Regions from separate parts of the Homo sapiens genome. Here region 1 is linked to region 2. Evidence: chromatin loops called from intact Hi-C (ENCODE). Cell type or tissue: psoas muscle. All regions are shown on one strand. Links, peaks and the distances in the headings refer to the core of each region. The heading gives the core; the rest is flanking DNA. Region 1 overlaps ZNF335 (zinc finger protein 335). Region 2 holds the start of TNNC2 (troponin C2, fast skeletal type).

Region 1 (8,000 bases), core at 1-8,000, 130 kb after region 2:
CTTCTCAAAAGCTGGTAATTCTTGTCCTCGGCAAACATGGCGAGGTGGGGGGCACACAGTGAGGCAGAGGGGTCTAACCCAACCAGTAGCAAACGGTGAATCCACCACCAGGAGCTAGTGGAGGAGGCAGGGCTAACGAGGACCTGCTGCCTAAGAGCAGACAGCAAATGCTGAGACTGGCCGCCCAGGTGCTGGCCAAGGGCATGGGCCTGGGGATCCTGACTCCCTGCTCAGCTCAACAATTTGGCACTTGGATTCAGGGCTTCCTCAGATGGCCTAAGAGTTTGGTGAACATAAACATGCCTGCCCAAGCTCATTCACTGTAGGGAAGCCAAGTACAGGTGCCAGGCCTCAATGCTGGTAAAGAGGCCTGAGCTTGCTCGGAGTGTCAGAACTGAAGAACACCTGGGATCACCCAAGAAGAGCACTTGGGCATGGGAACCAAAGGGACCAGGGTTCAAATCTCACCTACTGCATGTGTGGTTTCAGGCTGGTCACTTAACCTCCCTGGCCCATTTCCTCATTTGTAAAACAAGGGAAATCTGGGTCTCATGGGAATGGCTTAGGTCCCATCATGAGTGCCAAGTGCTTGGAATATCTAAGTGGCTAAAAAATGGTAGCTCTTGACCTCCTGAGAAGGGTAGACTCCACCACTAATCACTTGATGTGTATTGGGATTTTTGCCTCCTGCCAACTAGGCTTGGGTGGGGCCCAAATCGGACCGACCGACCACACCTACAAAAAGCTGAAAGGGGCCTTGCAGGCAGCAGGTCTCACCTGTAAGGTGTGCCAGGAGCTGATGTTCCCTCCTCCATAGGGGGTGCTGTGATGACACTGTAGCCAGTCCCACCAAATGGACCAGGTGCCAGGGTGATCTGCGGTAGGTCAGGAGGGCCTAGCTGGCTCTCGGCTGCTGCACCGCCCCCTGGCTCTGCCACGTGGAGGGTGACCACCTGTGGAGTGGCACCTTCAGGGGAGGGCTGCCCACCAGGGGATGCTAACCCTGCTTCCACATCTTCCGACTTCACCACAGCCACCTGCAACGGCACCAGGGGGCGGGATGGGAGGCACTGGTGGCAGAGGAGCGGGTATGCAAGACGCCTCCCCCATCTCAGTGTCCCAGATGCACCCACACACTCTAGTCAGACCAGTGCTGCCACCACTCATTTGAATAGCCCAAGTTCTTTCTAAAATATACTCTGGCTTTCCAAATCCCACTCAGCAACTGGAAATAGACCAACAGGAATAGGGCAGAGCAGTTGTGCCCCCCACAAAGATTTGGCAACGTCTGGAGACATTTCTTATCACAGCAGGAGGGGGATGGTACTGGCATATAGTCGGGAGAGGCCAGGGATGCCGCTGAACACCCCATAATGCACAGGACCGCCCCACCACACAATAGTATCTGCCTCAACATGCTAACAGCGCTGCAGACAAGAAATACTGGGGACAACTGACAAATCACTTAGAAAAAAGCTCCAGTGTACATCTTATTCCAGTTGGCTTCAAATGGTTTAAAGATTAAAATGTAATAAAACTCTAAATATATTAAAATAAAACGTAGGTAAGTATTTTAGAATTGGGACAGGGAGATTTTTCTAATCATGACAGAGAAAGATAAAACCTAGAGCAAAATTAACCATAAAATGAAGCCAAAAAACAAAGAAATTGGGGTTGGGGGATATTTCACAACTCATAAAAAGTGGACTTCCCTCATATATGGAGCTCCTGCAAAGCAATAACTAAAAGCTAACAATAGAAAAACAAATACAGGACACAAACAGGTACTTTAGAAAGGAATAAAATGGTCTCTGAACATACAGAGAGGAGTTCAACCTCATTTACGGTCATACAATTACTTTTTTTTTTTTTTTTTTTTTTTGAGACTGGGTATTGCTCAGGCTGGAGTGCAGTGGTACGATTACAGCTCACTGCAGCCTCAACCTCCTGGGCTCAAGCGATCCTCCCACCTCAGCCTCTCAAGTAGCTGGTACTACAGGCATGCATTGCCACACCCGGCTAATTTTTTAAGAGACAGGGTTTCACCATGTTGTCCAGGCTGGTCTCAAACTCCTGGACTCAAGCAATTCTCCTGCCTTGGCCTCCCAAAGTGCTGGGATTACAAGTGTGAGATTGGTAAAGATTTATAACGACTGAGGCCGGGCGTGGTGGCTCACGCCTGTAATTCCAGCACTCTGGAAGGCCGAGGCGGGCAGATCATGAGGTCAGGAAATCGAGACCATCCTGCTTAACATGGTGAAACCCCATCTCTACTAAAAATAAAAAAATAAAAGAAGCCAGTCGTGGTGGTGGGTGTCTGTAGTCCCAGCTACTTGGGAGGCTGAGGCAGAATGGTGTGAACCCGGGAGGCGGAGGTTGCAGTGAGCCGAGATCGCACCACTGCACTCCAGCTTGGGCAACAGAGCAAGACTCTGTCTCAAAAAAAAAAAAAAAAAAAAGATTTATAAAGACTGATAATACCCAGTGTATTGGCATGAATGCAGGGAAATATACCCTACTGGTGGCCACGTATACTGGCGTATCTTTTTACAAGGCTTCTCACCATACCCTCTGACCCACTAATTCTTCTTGTAGGAGGCTTTTTAAAAACACTACAAAGATGTTGGCTGGGTACGGTGGCTCACACCTGTAATCCTGGCACTTTGGGAGGCCAAGGCAGGCAGATCACTTGAGGTCAGGAGTTCGAAACTAGCCTGGCCAATATGGTGAAACCCTATCCCTACTAAAAATACAAAAAAGTAGCCAGGTGTGGTGACGTGCACCTGTAATCCCAGCAACTCAGGAGGCCGAGGTAGGACAATCATTTGAACCCAGGAGGCGGAGGTTGCAGGGAGCCAACATCACGCCACTGCACTCCAGCCTGGGTGACAAAATGAGACTCCATCTCAAAAAAAAAAAAAATTTATGAGCACTGAAAATATATGTACAGTGAAGCACTGCTTGAATTAATATAAAACGAAAGAACCCAGCCAATAAAGGACTGCCTAACTATAGCTGAGAACATCCATGTGATCAAATGATACAGAGATGCAAGATGGAGATCTTAGGAGAATAAGGGTAACTGCAGGTGCTGGCCAGGCCGTGCATCACATGCTGTTAGGTAAAAGATGACGCTGAGGAGCAGCCAATAATGTGATCCCATTTTTTAAGGAACAAAGGTCTAGGTGTTGGTATGAACATGAACAAATCCCTGAAGAAATTCTTCTGAACCCATTTACTGGGTATCTGATGGGAGGGGAGAAATGCCAAGGACTTTCACCTTCTACTGAAACATTTCCTAATGTTCATTTTTTTCTTTTTTTCTTTTTTTTTTTTTAGATGGAGTTTTGCTCGTTGGCCAGGCTGGAGTGCAATGGCGCAATCTCGGCTCACCGTAACCTCCGCCTCCTGGGTTCAAGCGATTCTCCTGCCTCGGCCTCCCGAGTGGCTGGGATTACAGACGTGTGCCACCACGCCCAGCTAATTTTGTATTTTTAGTAGCAATGGGGTTTCTCCATGTTGGTCAGGCTGGTCTCGAACTCCTGACCTCAGGTGATCCAGCCACCTTGGCGTCCCAAAGTGCTGGGATTACAGGCATAAGCCACCACGCCAGGCCCATTTTGTTTCTTTTACAAGCATGTGCTTTTGTAAGCAGAAAAACTCTACCACATGAGATTGGCATGGGAACAGGAGACAAATCAATAGAACAGAACTCAAGTCTAGAAACAGACTCCTACATATTTGGGAATCTAGTATATGAGGAGGACACTTCAAACCACAGGTGAAGATACCACGTCGGATGACTTCTGGAAAAAAAAAAATCGATCCCTACCTTTCTGCATACACCAGAAATAAATTCCAGGTGGAGTAAGATTTAAGTGTAAAAAATAAAACCCTAAGAAAAAAATATAAATGAATGTTTTATAACCTTGGGATACAAGTTGGGGGAGTCTTTCTAGGGATGATACCAAAGGGAAAACTATAAAAGACTGATAAATTTTCCTATCTAAAAATGTAAAACTTCTATACACCCCTAACTGCCATGAACTAAATTATTATGATTTCTGGAATTCATCATCTTAAAAACACACTCTCCATCTTCTCATGAGGCTGGGAAACAGGAGGGGCTAATAAACTTCCCTCTGCCTTGGAGACCAGGCCAGATGTGAACGGGGAGGGCAGGGAGGGGCAAAGGTGTTGAACTTTGGGGAGGTGCATGAACCAAGACCCCTGGAACGCGAGAGAGTGGTCTGATCTAGAGGAAGCCCTGGGGTCTGCAGGCTGTAGGAGGTGTCCCGGAATGAGGGCGCTCTTGTGGATGGAAAAGCTAGTTCAAGCTGTGGGGGCACCCACAGGCACATGGTGGTTGCAGAGGTGGGAGGAAGACAAAACAAGAACAGGGCCCCAGATGCCGCAGGGGCAGTGTGTACTGCTCCACCTGGCAGAGGTCACCAGTGATTCTGGAGAATGGACGGGATACCCTGCGGCCTCCGTGGCAAAGCCTGTTCCTCTCTGTTTGCCCACCAGACTTCAGCAGATCTGTCTCCTCCACTGCCTGGGAGCTCCCAAGGGCGGAGAAGCTCTGATACACTGTTTTCCTCTAGTCCCAGTGTCCAGTGCAGGGCTGGGTACCTGCGGTAGCTGGGAAGGGGAGCAGGTTCCCAGGCAGCTCACCTGCAGGGCTGTGCCCCCCAGTTCCCGCTGAGCACTCATGTTCAGCAGAAGATCCAAGGCTGTCTGCGTGGCCATCGCTGTCGACTCCTCAGCTCCTGGGTGGGGTGGGACCTAAGCCTGACAAAGTGCTAGAAAACTGGCACCCAATACCACCCCCTCCCCATCTTCCAGCCCCCACCAGCACGACCTGCCCCTGCCCAACTCAGAGGTCCTACCCTCCATGAGCTCCTATCCTCCTACAGAGCTCACCTTGCTGGTAGATGATGGTGGCGCCGCCCAGGGTGTCAGAACAGAGCAATGAGGGAGCCTCAGATGACTGGAAAGTTGTCGCCTCTGGGGGTATCTATGGGGTGGAGATATGGCCACGCCTGAGAGGGGCCAGCCCAGATTCAAGTGCCATTTGCCAAGCACCTCTGATCTGCCAGATGTTTTACATCTGTTGGCTTGTTTCATCTTCATAACCACTTTTCTTTTTTTTTTTTTGAGATGGAGTCTCTCTGTCATGCAGGCTGGAGTACAATGGCTCAATCTAGGCTCACTACAACCTCTGCCCCTGGGTTCAAGTGATTCTTGTGTCTCAGCCTCCTGAATAGCTGGGATTACAAGTGGCCGCCACCACACCCAGCTAATTTTTATATTTTTAGTAGAGATGGGGTTTCTCCATGTTGGTCGGCTGGTTTCAAACTCCTGACTTCAAGTGATCCACCCACCTCGGCCTCCCAAAGTGCTGGGATTACAGGCATGGGCCACCATGCCCAGCCCATAACCAGTTTTCAAAATATACGAGCTCAGTGCTACAGATGAACCCACTAAGGCTCAGAGAGGTGAAGTGGCTGGCCAAGAATCCCACTCCTAATACATAGTAGGGTGAGGGCTTGAACCCATGACTGTGTGATTCCAGGGCCTGTGATCTACCAGCAAGTCATGTGGTCCATCTTTCCAGGGATAGTGTGTCAGCTCACGTGGCAGAGACTGCTAGCTACCTATCCTGAGGCCATCCTCCTCTTCCCTCTTGCTAACAGAACTCTGATTTTCACCAGGGTGGCAATGTACCCAGCTCCAAGACATTTCTCAGCCTCCCTTGCAGCTAGGTAAAGTGTGGCCACATGACTAAGCAACGATCTTCAGGTGAAGTTCATGAGGAATGATGGATAGATGGTAGGTATCCTTTTTGCCTCTCCCCCATCCCTTCCTCCTGCTTCCTGCCTGGGATGTGGCTGGGAAGGCTGGTGCTCCTGCAGCTATACTGGACCATGAGGCAACTACAAAGATGAAAGTCATATGCCTGGGATGACTGGGCAAAGATACTGAGAACTTATTCCCTTACGACTGTATAATCACCGCACCAGCCCTAGACTGCCGACCTGTGGAATTCTTGTATAAGAGAGAATAAAAACTATGATCACAGTTAAGTTACTGGTGTTTCCATTCTCTATTACCAGCACTAGAAAGCCACCCTTACTCTAAGCTTAGGGCTGGCATATGTGTGACTCAGTGAGTTTTTACCACAGTCTCAAGAGGCAGGGATTATTTTGTTGCATCTCAATGTGCAAATGATGCTGGGGCTGGGAGAAGCGGCCTCACTCTGTCATCCTGACCCATGCCCCGACCTTACCTCAGGAGGTCCTGGGGAACTGGGAGGTGGTCCAGGGGCCGCACTGTGCTGCTGCTTCAGCTCCTCAATCTGCTGCAGAGAGAAGAAGGGGCGACGGCGGGAGGGGGGCTCCTCAGGGTGGCGCCTCCCCCATTCCTCGAAGCTGCTTGCGTGTCGGCACCGTACGTGCAGGCGCAGGTTCTTCTTGTGCCGTGTGCTGAAGTGGCAGTACTCACAGGCGAAGGGCTTGGCCCCTGGAGGCACATGTTGGGGCATGCTTAAGTCTGCCCGTCCCTAGCCTACCCCCTCCAGGAATCCTTTCTTGACCCTAAGGATCTCTCCAACTGACTGACTTCCAGCGATTCATTCCCGTATGTAGGCAAACACATGCCACTGTCCATTCTGGTGGCCCAGGACAGAAATGAATCAGGGCCGCCCTCTGCACTCAAGAGCCTTCCTGTGCCTACCTATTTGCAAAGTCATGTGACTACAAGCTCCTGTGGGTCATCACAGGACTCTGGCTAAGGGAACCCCTGGCTCCTTTTCTGTAATCGCCCCTAGTGTGCTGACCAGGGAGCTAGGCACCAAAGAAACAATGTTTGCAGTGCAGCTTCTGTGGGCCAAGCCAATGGCGTTGCTTCTGCAGCTTCATCTGCCAAGGCAGGGTCTGGAAGAGCCTCCTCTCCAGCCCCAGTGCCAGCACACACAAGGCTCAAGGAACAAATGGAACTTACTTTCATCATAGCCATATGGCAGGCACTCTGATTCCCCCATTTCATAAATATGGAAGGCTCGGAGAGGGCAAGCGACCGGCCCAGAGCCATCCAGAGAACAACCAGCCAAGCAGGAACCCAGGCTCAGGTTAGGGTGAATACGCCTATGGGAAATTCTCTTTACACTTGAAGGACTTGGGCTGTTCTGTGGCTGGGGCTACCGAGGGGGAAGGAAGAGGATGGGAGCTAAGCCTCTGATCAGGGGTACAGGGCACTGAGGGCTGGTGAGTGGGGCTGGGGTGTGTCCAGCCTGACCTGTGTGCTTGACAGCCACATGGGACAGCAAGAAGTCCTCTCGGAAGGTGCGGTAGGGACAAAAGCTGCATTTGAAGGGCTTGTCACTGACGTGGGACAACTGGTGGTTCAGCAGTGCCTTCTTGTCTTCACAAACAAACTCACAGAACTCACACTTGAACCTGGAGGCGGTTAGAGGGAGGGAAGCTCAGTAATGAGCTGGGGACTGCTCCCGTCCCCAGGGGCCTCCAAGGGGATGTACCTGCGGTTGGCAACAGCCTGGATGTGCGTGAGCAGGTGCATTTTGAAGGTGTAGCGCTTCTTAAAGGACTTTCCACACTGTGAGGGGTGGAGAGCAGTGAGATGGCGATCACCCTCCATCACCCAGGGGAGGCCCTCCTCTCAGCCCCAGCCCTGGCTCCCACCCACCTTGTCACACATGTGGGGCTTCTCAGTGCTGTGCGTCTTCATGTGCTGCGTGAGTCTTTTCTGCATGGGGTACACACGGCCACACACAGGGCAGGGGAAAGAGCTCAGCTTTGGAGTCTAGGAAGGCATAAGAAGGGGCCAGATGGAGAAAGAAGTGGAGGAGGGAGGATAAAACCTCCCCTCTTGTCCTCACCCCCATAAACAACCCCCGGGCAGGTTCCCTTCCCAGGCCAGCACGCCAGACTCACCGGATCTGGCCTCTTCTTCCTGTGGGGAAAAGGCCGAGGAATTAGACC
Region 2 (8,660 bases), core at 367-8,366:
CAAGAAGTTCAGGAGTATGTAAGGAGAGGAATACAGAGCTAGGCGTGGTGGCTCACGCTTATAATCCCAGCACTTTGCAAGGCTAAGGCGGGCAGATCACCTGAGCTCAGGAATTCAAGACCACCCTGACCAACATGATGAAACCCCATCTCTACTAAAAATATAAAAATTAGCCGGGCATGGTGGCAGGCACCTGTAGTCTCAACTACTCAGGAGGCTGAGGTAGGAGAATCGCTTGAACTCGGGAGGCGGGGGTTGCAGTGAGCCGAGATCACGCCACTGCTCTCCAGCCTGGCTGACAAGCACAAAACTCTGTCTCAAAAAAAAAAAATAATACAGGATGGGGAAGTCGCATAGATGTCAGGTCATGATAGGCTGGAAGGCCATATTAAGGTACTTGGGCTAGCCTTGGTAACAAAGTGAGACTCCATCTCTACAAAAAATAAAATAACTAGGGGCTGAGAAGGGAGGATCACTTGCACCTAGGAGTTCGAGGCTGCAGTGAGCTATAATTGTGCCACTGCACTTCAGCCTGTGTGATAGGGAGATTCAGTCCTTAAAAAAAAAAAAAAAAAAAACTTGGACTTTATCTTGAGGCAACAGCCAGCTAATGAAGCCTTGAGCAGGGCAGTGACGTGATCAGATTTTTTTTTTTTAAATTTATTTTTTGAGACGGAGTTTCACTCTTGTTGCCCAGGCTAGAGTGCAATGCTACGATCTCTGCTCACTGCAACCTCTGGCTCCCGCATTCAAGCGATTCTCCTGCCTCAGCCTCCCAAGTAGCTGGAATTACAGACATGTGCCACCACACCTGGCTAATTTTGTATTTTTGGTAGAGACGGGGTTTCTCCATGTTGGTCAGGCTGGTCTCAAACTCCCGACCTCAGGTGATCCACCCGCTTTGGCCTCCCAAAGTGCTAAGTTTACAGGCATGAGCCACCACGCCTGGCTTATGTTATTTTTTAAGACAGAGTCTCACTCTGTCACCCAAGCTGGAGTGCAGTGGCGCAATCTTGGCTCACTGCAACTTCCACCTCTTGGGTTCCAGCGATTCTCCTGCCTCAGCCTCCCAAGTAGCTAAGATTACAGGCATGTGTCTGGCTAATTTTTACATTCTTAGTACAGAGGAGGTTTTTCCATGTTGGCCAGGCTGGTCTCAAACTCCTGGCCTCAAGTGATCCGCCTGCCTCGGCTTCCAAAGTGCTGGGATTACAGGCATGAGCCACAGCACCCAGCCTCCATCTCTATTTTAAAATATGTATATATTTCAAAAAAAAAAAAAAAAAGACATCCAGGTAGAACCAATAACAGGTAGATGGCATCAGAATTAAGAGCCTTGTTCCCGTGCACACCACATAGCACATGGCGATACTACCTAGGTTATTATCTGGGTGCCTGTGTACTTCACCTCCCTAGGCCTTAGTTTTCCAACTGTAAAATGGAGATAACAACATCTGCCTCTAGGGATGTTATGTGAGTGAATGAGACAATGTCTGTAAGACATAGTATACAGTAGGCACTCAGTAAATAGTAATGATTACCAAACCCCAGCACTGATCCTGGCTGGAAATAAAAACAGAAAAACATGAATAGGACAAAAGAGGAAGAGAAAAAGACAGATGGAGAGGAAGAACTAAAGCAATGAGTAAGGTGACAATAGAGGCTGGGCACGATGGCTCATGCCTATAATCCCAACACTTTGGGAGGCCAAGGTGAGAGGATTCTTTGAGCTCAAGAGTTTGAGACCAGCCTGGGCAACATAGTGAGACCCCATCTCTGCTAAAAATAACAAAAACTAGTGGGGAGGGGTCACCCATTTATAGTCCCAGCTACTCGGGAGGCTGAGACAGGAGGATTGCTTGAGCCCGGGAGGTCAAGGCTACAGTGAGCTGTGATCACCTACTGCACTCCAGCCTGGGCAACAGAGCGAGACCCTGTCTCATTTAAAAAACAAAACAGAAGGCCAGATGTGGTGGCTCATGCCTGTAATCCCAGCACTTTGGGAGGCTGAGGCAGGCGGATCACCTGAGATCAGGAGTTCAAGACCAGCCTGGCCAACATGGCGAAACCTGGTCTCTACTAAAAATACAAAAATTAGCCAGGCATGGTGGTGGACACCGGTAATCCCAGCTACTCAGGAGGCTGAGGCAGAAGAATTGCTCGAACCCAGGAGGCGGAGGTTGCAGTGAGCTGAGATCGCGCCACTGCACTCCAGCCTGGATGACAAGAGCGAAACTCTGTTAAAAAAAAAAATGCTTGCTATGTGCCAGGCACTGCTGTAAGCACTTTGCACACACTAACTTCTTCTCACAACCCCGTGTTTACTATCACTATCCCCATTTTACAGATGAGGAAACTGTGGCACAGAGTGGTTTAGCTTGTCACAGGCAGTGAGCACTCACACACAGGCATTCTGTCTCTAAAGCTAAACTACCCCTACACTTAATTAGCTGCCATCTGATACCTGTTGTATACGAATTGCTATGGCAGCAAATAGCCAGTGAGGGCAAGGTTCAAGGGAGGAGATGGTAGTTGAGCTGGGTCTTGTAGGTTGAAGAATCTGCCAGCTTATAAGAAGGACAAGGGCATTCCAGGGAGGGCAAACAGCATGTGCAAAGTACCAAGGGCTTGAAAATGCACCCCAGGTCCATATCAGGAATACATTGCCCAGTGTGGCTGCAGCCCTGTGAGGACTATGGGAAGAAAGAGAGGGAGGGAGGGAGGGAGGGAAGGAATTTGGATCTCATTGTAGAAGCAGTGAGGAGCCTTGAACTACTTTCAACAGGGCAGTGGCCAAGTCAGATATTTTAGCTCGCTGCTGCTGATGGCCCTCTGTAGAGCGCACTGGCAGAGACCAGGTGGAGGCAGGGATCTGGGGTCAAATGATGAGATCAGAATCTCCTTAGTGGGTGCCTCCACCCTCCCCTACAACCACCAGTACAATTTGAGGAGTAAGCACTTGGAAGAACAGAAGAAGTAAAAGGTCGAGCAGAAACAATGCTGCCTGGCATGGATGGGCACCTACTTCCCCTCTCCCCAGCTAGGGAGCCTGCAGAAGGTGGCAGCTACGACAACATCTAAGACGCAAACGTTCCAGAAAAGGATGGTGGGGAAGTGAGGGAGCTTCCCGGCTCCCCAGGGTTCTAGCCTCTCCCACCCCCTCACCCTACCTGCCGTCTCAGGACCCCTCCGCAGTCCGCCGGCTCACCCTGACTCAACTCCAAGCCCCTGCAGCCTCCTGGAGCCACCACTGCCTGTCCGCCAAGCTGTGCACGCCCAGCGCCAGCTGTCAGGAGCCGGCTGCAAACCTGCAGAGCGAGTCAGCGCCATCGAGCACTCGCAGCCGCCGCCTCGGGCTCCAGGGCCCAGCTCCCTTCCACATCCCGCCGCTCAGACAGCCTCTCCCGGGGATCCCCAAGGGTGCTCCGGGTGGTGCCAGCCGGGATGGCGCCCTGGACCACAGCCCTTGCGACCTGCTGTCCTCGGCTCTCCCCTCATTCAGGCCACGAGTTTTGGAACATTTGCTTTTATTCCTTCCAGACAAAGACCCACAAGGGGTCGCGCCTCCCTGGTGGGGACCCGGCAGGGCGGAGTCTCCCACACCCTAGGGACACGCGATCTTGGTAGAGGCGACTGTCCACTCCTTACTGCACGCCCTCCATCATCTTCAGGAACTCTGAGGGAAAGGAGAGGGAGAGGGTCAGGGGTCCCACTGGGGACGCAGAGGCCAGGCCAGGGCTCCAGCCACACAGAGGGGATGACTTTTTGTTTTTGTTTTTGTTGAGACAGAGTCTCACTCTGTTGCCAAGGTCGCCAAGGTCTGTCACCCAGGCTAGAGTGCAGTGGCACAATCATAACTCATTGCAGCCTTGATCTCCTAGGCTCAAGCGATCCTCTTACCTCAGCCCCCGGAGCAACTGGGACCACAGGTGTGCCACCACACCTGCCTTTTTATTTTATTTTATTTTTTGTAAAGACAGGGTCTCACTATGTTGCCCAGGCTGGTCTCGAACTCTTGGCCTCAAGCAATCCTCCCACCTCATCCTCCCAAAGTTCTAGGATTTTACAGTCCTGAGCCACCACGCCCCCCTGCCTGGTCATTAATTGATAAACTGCACAGAGTCGTGGAGCGCTTCTATACCTGCCCCCAGGAGACTATGGGGAACTTGGTGAAGTTACGCCCAGCCCAGCCCACAAGGCCAAGGACACTGCACCGGAGCCAGGCACCAGTGCCCGCCGTCCTCTGGGGCTCCCACCCGCTCTTCCCAAGCTCCCGTTGGCCCTCACCGTCGAAGTCAATGCGGCCGTCGTTGTTCTTGTCGCCGTCTTTCATCAGAGATTCGATCTCCTCGTCCGTCACGTGCTCCCCGGAGGCCCTGAAAATCTCAGCCAGCTCCTCCGGGTCGATGTAGCCGTCTGCATTCCTTCAGGTCCGAGGGACAGGGCAGGGCTCAGGGCCGGGGCGAGCTGCCCTGGCCACCACACTCGACGCCCCGCTTCCGCACTCCCAACACGGGGAAGCTTCCAGCGCTGCCGGCCGGGTTCTGACTGCTAAGCCCCTCCCTCGGCTCCCGGGCCCCCAGCGCACCTGTCGAAGATGCGGAAGCACTCGGCCAGCTCCTCCTCGCTCTTCCCTTTCGCGTCCTCTTTCATCTGGCGCACCATCATGACCAAGAACTCCTCGAAGTCGATGGTGCCGCTGCCTGCGGGCAGCAGGTGGCAGACTGAGCCTGAGCCCAGCCGCTGCCGCCTCTCCCCACCATCCCCTGCCTCCGAGGGACACCCGCTCACCGTCCTCATCCACCTCCTCGATGATGGCGTCCAGCTCCTCCTTGGTGGGTGTCTGGCCCAGCATCCTCATCACCGTGCCCAACTCCTTGACGCTGATGTCCCCACCACCATCAGCATCAAACATGTCAAAGGCAGCCTTGAACTCTGCGAGGGAGGGCAGAGGGCAGAGGTGAGGCCTGCTGGACTGTCAGCCTCACACCTACCCCCCCCCAACCCCCACCCTGCCTAGAGGCCAACATGTCCCCAGCATACATCCACCCAGCCCCCAGCCTGCCGCGCCTCACTCACCAGCGATCATCTCTTCGCTGAGGTAGGACCTGGCCTCAGCCTGCTGGTCCGTCTGCAGGAGACACAGAGAAAGTCTGAGCTGAAGAGGCAGCCCCAGAGCAGTTCCTCACCTCAAAGCCATTCTTCCCAACCCCCACTCTGTCAGCGCCCTTGGTTCTCCAGAAGAACAACTTCAAACTTGTCACATAATTGTGTGCCCGCACAGCACCCAATCACAGTTTTGTTTTGTCTCGTTCTGTCACACATGCTGGAGTGCAGTAGTGTGATCATAGCTCACTGCAGCCTCAACCTCCTGGGCTCAAGCAATCGTCCCACTTCAGCCTCCTGAGTAGCTGGGACTATAGCATACACCACGCCTAATTTTTAAAATTTTTTGTAGAGATGGGGTCCCACTATATTACCCAGGCTGGTTTTGAACTCCTGGGTTCAAGTGATCCTGCCACCTCGGCCTCCCAAAGTGCTAGGATTACAGGCTTGAGCCACTGTGCCCAGCTTCTGACCCCAGTTTTTGTTTTTGCTTTTTGTTTTTGTGACAGTCTCGCCCTGTCGCCCAGGCTGGAGTGCAATGGCGTGATCTCGGCTCACTGCAACCTCCACCTCCTGGGTTCAAGCGATTCTCCTCCCTCAGCCTCTCGAGTAGCTGGGATTACAGGCATGCGCCAACACGCCCAGCTAATTTTTGTATTTTTAGTAGAGACGAGGTTTTACCATGTTGGCCAGGCTGGTCTTGAACTCCTCACATCAGGTGATCCGCCCACCTCGGCTTCCCAAAGTGCTGGGATTACAGGCGTGAGCCACCATGCCCGGCCTGACCCCAGTTTTTTTTGTTTGTTTGTTTTGTTTTGTTTTGAGACGGAGTTTTGCTCTTGTTGCCTAGGCTGCAGTGTAATGGCACGATCTCAGCTCGCCACAACCGCAACCCCCACCTCCGGGGTTCAAGCGATTCTTCTCCCTCAGCCTCCCGAGTAGCTGGGATTACAGGCATGCACCACAACGCCCGGCTAATTTTGTATTTTTAGTAGAGATGAGGTTTCTCCATGTTGGTCAGGCTGGTCTCGAACCCCCTACCTTAGGCGATCTGCCTGCCTCAGCTTCCCAAAGTGATGGGATTACAGGCGTGAGCCACCGCGCGCAGCCTGTGACCCCAGTTTTGAGCAAAAGAGAGGAGACAACAAGTTAAGCCCAAGGCCTTCTCACTTGTCAATTGAAGGCCAAGTCGGGAACCCCCCCCACCCCCCAGTGACCTTAGGCACGTCAATTAGCGTGCCTTCATCTTTTCTCTGTAGCTTTTCAGGGATGAGATATCAGGGGTGTGAAAGGGCTTTGTAAAGGGCTAGCACCATTCCAGCACTATTTTCCAGTTTTCTGCAGCTCCTAATGGTGCCCGGTACTTTAATAGTTGCTCAATAAAATGTTTGTTCTCAAATAAATAATAATGCAACACAAAGTTATTGAGTACTTGCTGCATGTCAGGCCACAGATCAGGCACTGGAACCACAAAGAAGAGATAAAAGACACATCATCCCGCCCCTCAGAGAACTGGCAGAGTCGGAGGCTGTCAGCTTCCTTCTTAGGATTCAGTCATTGGAGAAAAGGCCCCTCATGGGGGGCCGAATGTGATGGAGGCCTTGACATGAAAGTGAGATTTCTGCAGGGGTTTCCACGTCATATCCAAGCCAGGCCATCTGGGTCAGAGGCTTTGGATTGAGGCTGGCAGTGAGGACAGGGTGAGGCTTCCAAGGAGCTCTTCAGCCAGCTGGCCACCAGTGCTCCTCCTTCTCCCCCTCCTTCCTCTCCTCCTCTTTCCCTATGCCAGGAGGGCAGGCTATTTTTAGTCAGGCATGGGCAACAGCAGCTGGCCTCTGGGATCTAGTTACTCCTTGAAGTGAAGTGGGGAGGGGGATCTCAGACCAAAACAACAGCTCCAAATCAGAAGCCCTCTCTAGGAGAGCGGAGTCTCTCTAACTCTGGTCTGTCATCTTCTGCCCCTTCCCATCATCCTCAGGGCTCCCAGAGCCCTGCATCTGAGCAGGCCCCACGCCCTGCCGGCCTCCCGTCTTCTGGAGGAGGCTTTCTTCTCTCCATGATGATAGGAGGGTTTGGCCAGGCTTCTGGCTCACCCCTGCCACTGGCCTGCTGGGTGACTCACTCTGACCCCTCAGAGTCCCCACTGTGTGAAGGAAACAAGCTAAGAGCTCTTCACAGGTCTATGAATGACACTGCTGGAAGTTTCCAGAAGTGAGTAGGCAGTCAGCAAGCCTTAAGGATCAATCTCTGGAATATCCCAGCCCTCCCCTTTCAAGAAAAGTCAAAGGCCTTCCTCCAAGACACCTGGGTTCCAGGAACCTCCATGCTCCAACCTCAAACATCCAAGTTACTGCCCCACAGAGCACCCAGGCCTGGCCTGAAAGGGGTCCAGAGTGCTCCCGTGAGTAAAGGCACAAAGTCCCCTCTTGTCCTTACCATGGTTGCTGGTGACCGGGACTCCTCTGTTGCAGGTCGCCTCCTTTGCACTCCACCACCCAAAGATGACCTGGCCTGCTCTAGCCCCCGGGATTTGTAGGGGCACCCTCCCCTCCCACCTCCCTGCTCCCCAGCACTGGAGACCCTGCCCAATCAGATCCTGGGGTCAGCGAGTCCCACCCCTCCCACAGTCTGAACCCATTACCTAATTTAGCCAAGGGCCCTTGCAGAGAAATTTAAGCCTCCAAGCAGGTGGCAGGCCTTGACGTCCTAGATTCTTGTGAGGAAGGCCTGCCCTGTTCCACTGCCTTGGAGTCCCCCCGACCGAGGAAGCACACTGGCTCCAAGATGGTAAGGATGATCAGAGTAGTAAAGGGTGAGGCAGCATGGTAAAATGGGGAGAGTACAAGCCTTGAAGTCCAAAACCCAAGATCCAAGGCCAGCCTCTGCGAGTTGTGTGACCTTGGGCCGGTAGCAGTGCCTCTCTGAGCCATTTCTTCATCTGTGGGATTGGACCTGTCTGTGGGGTCTCCCTCACAGAGAGACCATGGTAAATGGGAACCCGGGTATAAGTCACCTAGCTTGTGCTGGGTACACAGCGTTGGTGCTTGGCAAGAGGAATGTCCCGTCTTTGAACCATGGTAAGGGGCAGGGGATAGGAGGAGAAAGTGACAGGTAGGCCACTGTTTACTGAACCCCATGACGTGCCACACACTGTGCTAAGCATTTTAACATGATCTCATCTAGTGCTCCTCCTATGAGGTAGCAACGATTATCCCCACTTGACTGCAGAGCTTTGTAAATTATAAAGGTCTATACTCACTCTGTCACCAAGGCTGATGTGCAGTGGTGCTATTATAGCTCACTGCAGCCTCTATCTCCTGGGCTCAAGTGATCCTCCCACTTCAGCCTCCCGAGTAGCTGGGACTAGAGGTGCACCACCACCCCTGGCTTTTTTTTTTTTTGTATTTTTATAGAGATGGGGTTTCACCATGTTGCCCAGGCTGGTCTCGAACTCCTAGGCTCAGGGGATCCTTCCACCTTGGTTTCCCAAAGTGCTAGAATTACAGTCATGAGGCACCATGCCCACCCATGTTGATGATTCTTATTATTAATCC

What was found. Hi-C counts contacts between places; a loop is a spot of excess contacts. Peaks named below come from ENCODE experiments on the same cell type or tissue, not always from the same donor. Only the 100,000 strongest peaks of a DNase experiment are listed, where the experiment ranks them.
Region 1: it touches region 2 in a loop (3-fold over the local background); 47 of 110 quality-filtered maps call a loop at or near these places.

The regions. Positions count from the first base shown.
Region 1 is chr20:45,952,912-45,960,911 of GRCh38, forward strand. It overlaps ZNF335 (zinc finger protein 335), which reads right to left. Exons shown (of 28, transcript NM_022095.4): 11 at 7,953-7,971; 12 at 7,705-7,821; 13 at 7,538-7,614; 14 at 7,297-7,457; 15 at 6,290-6,522; 16 at 4,924-5,017; 17 at 4,675-4,769; 18 at 778-1,037. Among named protein-coding and RNA genes, the nearest start is that of ZNF335, 15 kb to the right of the region's middle. In psoas muscle, for the core only: no CTCF peak of the experiment used is centred there; no DNase peak of the experiment used is centred there.
Region 2 is chr20:45,819,704-45,828,363 of GRCh38, forward strand. It overlaps TNNC2 (troponin C2, fast skeletal type), which reads right to left and starts at 7,609. Exons shown (of 6, transcript NM_003279.3): 1 at 7,543-7,609; 2 at 5,080-5,131; 3 at 4,792-4,935; 4 at 4,589-4,703; 5 at 4,288-4,424; 6 at 3,511-3,676. The coding sequence starts at 7,545. The coding sequence ends at 3,645. RefSeq lists an enhancer at 857-1,504. In psoas muscle, for the core only: a CTCF peak has its summit at 4,708 (motif pointing right); DNase peaks (open chromatin) are centred at 4,708, 6,838, 7,178, 7,748 and 2 weaker places; H3K4me3 peaks cover 7,744 bases; H3K27ac peaks cover 8,000 bases.